Linked DNA regions of Homo sapiens: all the other regions are linked to region 2. Evidence: read pairs that join two places in POLR2A ChIA-PET (ENCODE). Cell type or tissue: MCF 10A. All regions are shown on one strand. Region 1 overlaps KCNC2 (potassium voltage-gated channel subfamily C member 2). Region 2 overlaps LOC105369842 (a long non-coding RNA gene). Region 3 overlaps KCNC2 (potassium voltage-gated channel subfamily C member 2).

The links. ChIA-PET counts read pairs that join two places held together with the same protein. Peaks named below come from ENCODE experiments on the same cell type or tissue, not always from the same donor. Only the 100,000 strongest peaks of a DNase experiment are listed, where the experiment ranks them.
Region 1: POLR2A ChIA-PET joins it to region 2 with 5 read pairs; 2 of 35 experiments call an interaction of 5 or more read pairs at or near these places.
Region 3: POLR2A ChIA-PET joins it to region 2 with 6 read pairs; 2 of 35 experiments call an interaction of 5 or more read pairs at or near these places.

What each region holds. Positions count from the first base shown.
Region 1 is chr12:75,085,611-75,088,110 of GRCh38, forward strand. The region is part of intron 2 of KCNC2 (potassium voltage-gated channel subfamily C member 2); the gene reads right to left. Among named protein-coding and RNA genes, the nearest start is that of KCNC2, 120 kb to the right of the region's middle. In MCF 10A, no CTCF peak of the experiment used is centred here; no DNase peak of the experiment used is centred here.
Region 2 is chr12:74,889,418-74,891,917 of GRCh38, forward strand. All of the region lies in intron 2 of LOC105369842 (a long non-coding RNA gene), which reads left to right. Among named protein-coding and RNA genes, the nearest start is that of KCNC2, 320 kb to the right of the region's middle. In MCF 10A, no CTCF peak of the experiment used is centred here; a DNase peak (open chromatin) is centred at 954.
Region 3 is chr12:75,118,947-75,121,446 of GRCh38, forward strand. All of the region lies in intron 2 of KCNC2 (potassium voltage-gated channel subfamily C member 2), which reads right to left. Among named protein-coding and RNA genes, the nearest start is that of KCNC2, 90 kb to the right of the region's middle. In MCF 10A, no CTCF peak of the experiment used is centred here; a DNase peak (open chromatin) is centred at 1,425.

The DNA.
Region 1 (2,500 bases), 200 kb after region 2:
TTGAAAGCTCCATTAATTCTCTTAGGTCACACATATCTTCAATGAATGAATATATTTAAATAGTTATTTCTCAAATGGAAAATAGATGCTCTAGGGTGTTGTTGGCCTCTACTTATAGGCCTTTACTTCATTCTTTCACAATAGTACTTCCAGAGACACACACCATTTAACTGATTATGTTTACTTTCCTAGTAACCTTCCAAATAACGACTCATTTCTCAAAATATAAAGAACAAGAAAATTAGGTAATTAAAGATGACTTTAGAGCTGTGTCATTAATGCAATGGTAGTGATGAAAATACATTATGTTAATATACAAAAGACCTGATTTCCCACCCTTTAAATATTTCTCAGTACACTTTTTTTTCTGCTGAAGGTGAAAGTCGGACCTATGCCCTTGTCAGTTCTAAAACTGACAATTTTAATGTAATTCAGCTTTTCTAGATAAATATGTTTTCACTCATACTATAGTATGCTCTATTCATATTCTAGGAAATATTTAAAATGTAGGAAACACTAATGATGACTCTAAAGTTTCTCTATACCAAAATTCAAGAAGCTACTACTTAGCTCTAAAAACCACTTGGAAGGGCTTTCCTTGGTTTGTGGAGGGAAGAATCAGGGAGGGGTCAATAGGTCAGAAGTCTGGTTATTAGAAGACAAGACAGTGTGCCAAATTTGTTCAACCACAAATGGTTCCTGGCTGTTGAGCCATCTGTAGTCCCTGTTATTTGCCAATGTGCAGTTTTGGCTAAGGTGCAAGAACATGCATAACAAAAGAATTATCAGACAAATTTAACTAAGATAAAAAATAAAATGCAGTTTTGTATGTTAATTTGCTTGCTATATTTTACCTTCTTCGTGTGTCTCCTCTTGAAATACTAAAATGCATGTGAATAAGTCAGATGTTTCTAATTTGTTCTCAACCTACATTTGGTCATGTAGTAGACACGCTCCATGAGTCAGCACCAGGCTTCAGGGATAAGAGATATTTTTAGTTCACCTTCAAGCCAGTAGAATGTAGTCCCATAAAAAGCAAGTTCATTTGGCAAAAAAAAAAAAAAAAAAAAAATATATATATATATATATACACACACATATTTATCTTAAGTCATATATAAATACAGAGACATAGTTCAAGAAAATGAAGGAAAAGTGAACATTTGAAATTTCTGACATTAAGCAGGACAGCATTGTATACATCTTCTATGTTACATTCTGAGTTAAGAGGGTTTCTTTGGTAGTTGACTCAACTAGGAAACTGGAGTTGAATAGCTATGACATATTTTTACAATGTTTGTAAATTCAAAAGCACTTTTTGACTCACTTCATTTTATTCATGTAGTTATTCAACAAAAAATAAATCATCAAATATTTTCTATGTACCAAGTTCTCTGTTAGGTACTGAGGATGCAAAATTGAATTATACTTTCTTAGTCCTTGTCTTTATGGAACTTAGAGCTTCAGAAGAAAGATACATAAACAATTAATGATAACTCTATATGAGAAATTCCATAAAGATAGAAATTTCAAAAATATTAAACCATTTTATCTTTACACTGTTCCTATAAGCCAAATGTGGTTCACAGTTGCCTCCTTGTATTAAAGGTAGCATTGGATATGGGGTATGATGTGAATTTGTTAGGGCCTCAGAACTCATTGAAAGCAGTTATGATGAGGATACCTATCTCTAATCACTCACCTTAGCATTAGTACATGCTACCTCTTCCAGTTAGTCAAGATAACATTCTAGAGGCTTTGATTTATACATGCTTTGGCTATCGTTTTAGATAAGCAGAGAAATATCTGTTGATGCTCTTAGCAATCTTATAAGCAATTATTCCTATGCTTGGCCATTTCAGCAATGTTTAAACCTCTAATAATCTTGTAAAGACAGGATACATTTTCTGATTAATCTTTCTCAGTGTTTTCACTATTTTGAGAGTCGTGACCTTTATCAGTCAAGAAAATTACCATTTTTTATGCTCATGATCTTAATTCCCTCATCCACATTAATCTCATTCAACCAAATTTGGGAGAATTCCAGGCCTACACTGCTAGTTAATTTACAGATTCCTATCTGTGAGTACACAGTACTGTAGAGCCTGAAAATGCAAAGCATAGGCACAGGCTGGAGAGGCCAGGCCTGAGAACATGAGCACAGGCTGGAGGAAAGCTGCCTCCTCACCCCAGTGATCTGGAAACTGATTCAAAGAACCTTTCCAAAAAGCATCTTCAGGCAGAAGAATCTCGATATGACACAGGCTTATGTGTTTCAAATGAAACCCTTTGGCCCCCAGTACTGTACCCTTCCTTTCTTCTCAAGCTCTTAACTGCCCCCAAGTGACAGAATCATACATTTCATGGCAATGGATATCAGTTATGGAAAAAAAAAATGCCTAATAATTGAGGGATAGACTTTTTGTCTGACAGATATTGTTTTAGAGCTGGTCTATGAAACTCATTAGCTATATAACATTCAGCAACATATTTACTCTCA
Region 2 (2,500 bases):
GCAGTAAGGTTGTGACTTTGTAATTAGATTTGGACAATAAAAAGCAGGGCAAAGTGATGTGATTCCACTTCCAAAAGTAAACTCTCAAATGCCAAATTTTCCTCCCTCTCTCTCTCTGTCTCTCTTTGTTTCTGTAGCCATAAGAAAATGACTTCAAGATAGAGAAGCCACACAATAAAAGGAGCCCAGATAATCAAGTCACCCTTTCAAAAAGAGATTTTCAGGTGATCCACACTACTAACAGTAGATTATGACATGAGGAACAAGATTTATGAACACACATAAAGCCCTTTGATTTGGGGGAGGTTTGTTATGGCAGCTAACAGCATTCCCCTGTCTAATATGTGACTCATACATCCTTGTATATCTTACTCAAATCTCACTTATTTGCTCATGGTTTTTAGCAATGCCAACCCCTTAATATTATGTAGGGAAAGGGTGTCAGATCGATACAAAACATGTGGCAGGTGAGATAGAGTCACCTTCTTCTAGCATCTGCAGTGATAGGATATTGGAATTTTCTTTTCCCCACTGGAAAATTCTGATGAATTCAAGTTATCCTCCCCGTCTCTTTCCTGTCCTAAACATGTGTGTGTGCACACACACACAGAGGAAAGAGAGAGAGGAGAGTGTGTGTGTAATAGAGGAGAGAGAGTGTGTGCTGTTCAACCTCTGAGGTATTCTCATCTGGTGGTAAGGATGTAGGATAACACTGTTTACGGTTGATGACTTGCTCACACAGCAAGAGTATATCTCAAAAATTCAGCCACCCAGAAATCACAAAATGATTGCACCCCATTTGGTAATATAGAATAGCAGAGAAAAGTCCATTAAATGAATTTTATCCACTCTATATGAATATAAAAATATGAGCCATAACGCAGGGCAAATCTCTGAGTAAGCCAGAGGAGCTCAGGCTGATTCCTGATATGAGTCTAATGATGAGTCATGGCCAAGCTATTTATAACAGAGTCAGTCCCGGCAAGAGGTAAGAGCCTGTGCAAAGCTTCACTAAAACCGGAGTTTCTGCTGGCAGCTACCATACTAAAGAAACACATGTGATACCGTCAATGCAGTGTCCCTGTGTAATAAACCAACAAACCCTTCATATTCTTTTAGTATCCATCTATGGAATGAGAATATTAACATAGTTACATAAACTAGCCTCTAATTTTGGAAGCTACTTAAAGCAGAATTATCAAAGATTTTTGTCTTTGGCTATAAATGTGATTTCAAACATTAAAAGAAGGCTGTTTAATAAAGACAAGAAAACTAGACTGAGTTAATGTAATACATTACAAACATGAAATTGATTAAATACAGCAAAAAAAAACCTCCCAGATGCATTCAGGAACATCATAAAGAATATTGAGTCTTCAGTATGTACCATATAGTTACACTGCAAAAAATTTCATTTGGTAATTTGAAAACTATTTGAAACTAATTTCATTTGAAATTTTGGAGGCTGGCTAAATGGATTTGCACAAATATAATTTGTGCAATATATATAGATATTAAGAAAATAGAAACAATTTTCTTTCATTTTGCATATATGGAGAGATGGCTGAACAACTTTAACTGCAAGCAATTTTGTCTAACCCAGGTAACAACAAGATACAAGAACCAACTACGTCAGGATCACTGGGTTCCTTTTTCTCACGCAGTTATATGGGACCCATACCATATAGCTAGAATCAGAATTATATTTTGAGTGTTGCTAGAAGCTTCATTTTTCTAACTCTCCACTTATCTTCCCTAAAGTTAGTGGGATCATCATCATTTGCACAAAAATATATTAGAAAGTTGTCTGGAACCTTTCAGCTTTGAGATTATAAACTAGATACCTTGTAAGATTTTTATAGTGGTTAAAGATAAGGAATGTGAAGCATCTGGCCTGACATAAAGCTGGCATATATTAAATTTAAAAATATTGAGATAACATGGAAAATAAAAATGCATAGGTAAGTAGTATTATTTACTCAATCTCATCAAAATGCCAATTCATGTTTCATCTTCACGACACTACAGATAGGGATCTAATACTAATAAACTTATCTTAAATAACAGGGGAATGAGTCACTCTTAAAAAAAATCTCATCCTTGAGTTAGAGAATTATTATGTAAGCCATTTTGGGATTGGGGTCCAGGTTTTTTGCATCTCAGAATTGAGCTCCCTTAGTTTTCTTCATCTTGCAAAATGTGGAAAACAGAAAATTTTATAGGGTCTCAAAGAATCCATCTTTCCTTTTCAAGGCCAGTGTTTCCAATTTGAAAAACCCATAATTTATATGTGTGGTGGGCATATTTCCTTAGTTAACTATCATCTGCTTTTAAGGTGATCCTCAATGTCATGTGATGTAAAGGGCTATTTAAAATAGCCATCTAAAATAGACAAATTGGCCTGATAATTTCATCTGCAGTTGCTTCTCAAGGAGAATTAACTGATCTTTTCTCTCAGCTGTTACAAAGACAGATAATATACAACCAGCTGTTGTGGATG
Region 3 (2,500 bases), 230 kb after region 2:
GAAATTTGCTTACAAAACAAGTATGATGCCTACACCTTACTTTTGATCAACTCCATGGTAAGTTAACAGGCCTGGTGAGAATCCATCTAAATCATAGTGGGACACTGAAATTACAAAGAATAAAACAACGAACCAATTAATTGAAATGGTACATGGAATGTGTTTGCTGAATACCCCCTTCCATGGTATCCTTTAAGTCATTTCCTTTTCACAAAATGGCCCTGTCAAATAGATTAATATTATACACAATGGGGTAACTGACAGACTGGGATCTGAGGCTGCTCACTCTTGTTTTCAGGAATATAACAAAAACAGCATGCAGAGGCTGCCAAATGAAGCATTCATAGGTAACTTCAAAATGTAGGTTTTGTTTAAAATGTGGCTTTGCCCAAAACTAATCACTGCTAGGAAGGTGGATATTTTCTCTCTAGTAGAGATCGTGAAAAGGGTTAGTTAAGTGCTTTCCCTTACAATGTCTCACATGATCCTCAAAATAACACTGTAATATAATATTATAATAATTGTTATCTTCATTATTCAGATGAATAAACATATTCAGAGAAACTGGTGACTTAACCATGAAAACTTAACCATAACGGGTGAAGTGGGCCAGAATTTGAAACCAGTTCAACTTTCAAGGTCATGTTACTTCTATCATTCTGCATTGTTTGCATTTAGTAAAGACTCTTGCCCCAGAGAGCTGCATAGGTCCAGGGTAGACTGCATAGGCTTTGAGGTTGTTCTGTGCACCAACTCTGCTCCTTCACTTGGAAAGCTTTCCGTATCTGAAAGTTTTCAGTTTCCTCATATATAAAATGGTAATAACAACCTCCACCACAAAGATTTTCTTTGAGAATTAAGACAACATAAGCAAAAAGTTTAGTGTAATATTTTGGTCAACAACAGTAACTAAATACATGGTAGTTTAAGAAACAGATGACCCTTTCAACTGAATAAAGATATCTGATTATATCTGATAATAATTCTGATTATCTTTAGAATACAACTATAAAACCAAATCCGGCAAAATGTGAATCAAAGAGTTATCATGCTCTGCATAAAGCTTTCGAAGAGGATTTCCAGCCCATCATCTCCATCTCGCTTATAATTAATATAAGACTGGGGATTCAAATGCAATAAATACAGAATGAATAAAACAGAAGGCTAAGTCTCTCATGAGCTTCAGTTTGATATTTCTAGTCATTTGCATTTAAGGGGAATATAGAACAACACGTTTTCCATTATCCCCAAATACTCTATCATTTTAATAGTTGCAGAGATTCCACGGTATAGCTACAGTGTCTTGTCAATATTCACAACTGATTTATGTTGCAGTATAGACCACAGACAGATTCCTGGGCATCTTGGCATTGAGGCTTGGCAGAAAGCCTCCTGCCCTGGCCTTGAACCAGGAGTCATAGACTCCCCGCTGCTGGCATACCACAACCCTATATTCTAAATCTGGCAAGATTTACAGCTGGTATTGCACATAGCAGCATTTCTTTGTAATGCCATTTCTTAAGCCCAGCCAGTTCTTTATACTGCTGGAAAAAATCCATATGCTATCTCTAAATCCTAGGGACTAGCACTCTTGAACTTCTGAAGCTGCTTGGAGTAAGATCACAACTGAAGCCAAAGCCATGAAAAGAATATCCTGTCCCTGACACAGAAGTGCTAAAATTGATGGAAGACTCTGGCAACAAGGAGAGGCTCTTACAAAAGACTCCTTGGCATGTGATTATTAATTACCCTCCCAGGAAAGGCAGTTGCTGGACCTTAGTAAGTGTTTCTTGTAAGAAGAGATATGGGAATTATTTGAGAGGGGCTCCATAGTATGTTTTGCAGAGGGCCTTGAGATTGTACTCTTGATTATTAGCAGCTTACATCTTTTCATTTCTTTTTCCATTGCAATACTTTTTCCTTAAGTGAGAGCTCTGAGTATGAATCAACAAAAGACTTAACCCTATACATTTTTTAATAACAGATGTAACTATATTGTATCCCCATTTCATTTCCCTCTGCAACCAATATAGGGCAACTTTCCAATAGCCACCATTTGCACAGTGTCTGTATACAGCTCTCTCTGGACCACGGTATCCATGATGCTAGGACTGGCCTTGGTACCCTCTGTGTTTCCATTCCTAACCCTTACAATGTTTCCAGTTCTCAGTTTATCTCACTCCTATTTCCTAATGCTACGAATATTCATGATCAGTGCTATTGAATTCCTGACTTGGCTCTTAAATACATATTTGATTTCAATGAATTTCCTGTTAATTACAGCTGCTTTGTTTTCAAATTTTCCCTTTTGGGTCTCATAAAGAAACCAAGCATTCTGTCTTCCAATGTCAGCTGATTTAGGACAATTTGCTAAGTCCTCTTTTTCATTCTGCAATTAGTGAGCACAGGGCCAAGCATAGTGTGAAGCACTAAAGACAATACAGTGAAAAATAGGCATGATCTCTGCCCTCAAGAAGGAATGGATACTAAACAAGTAATC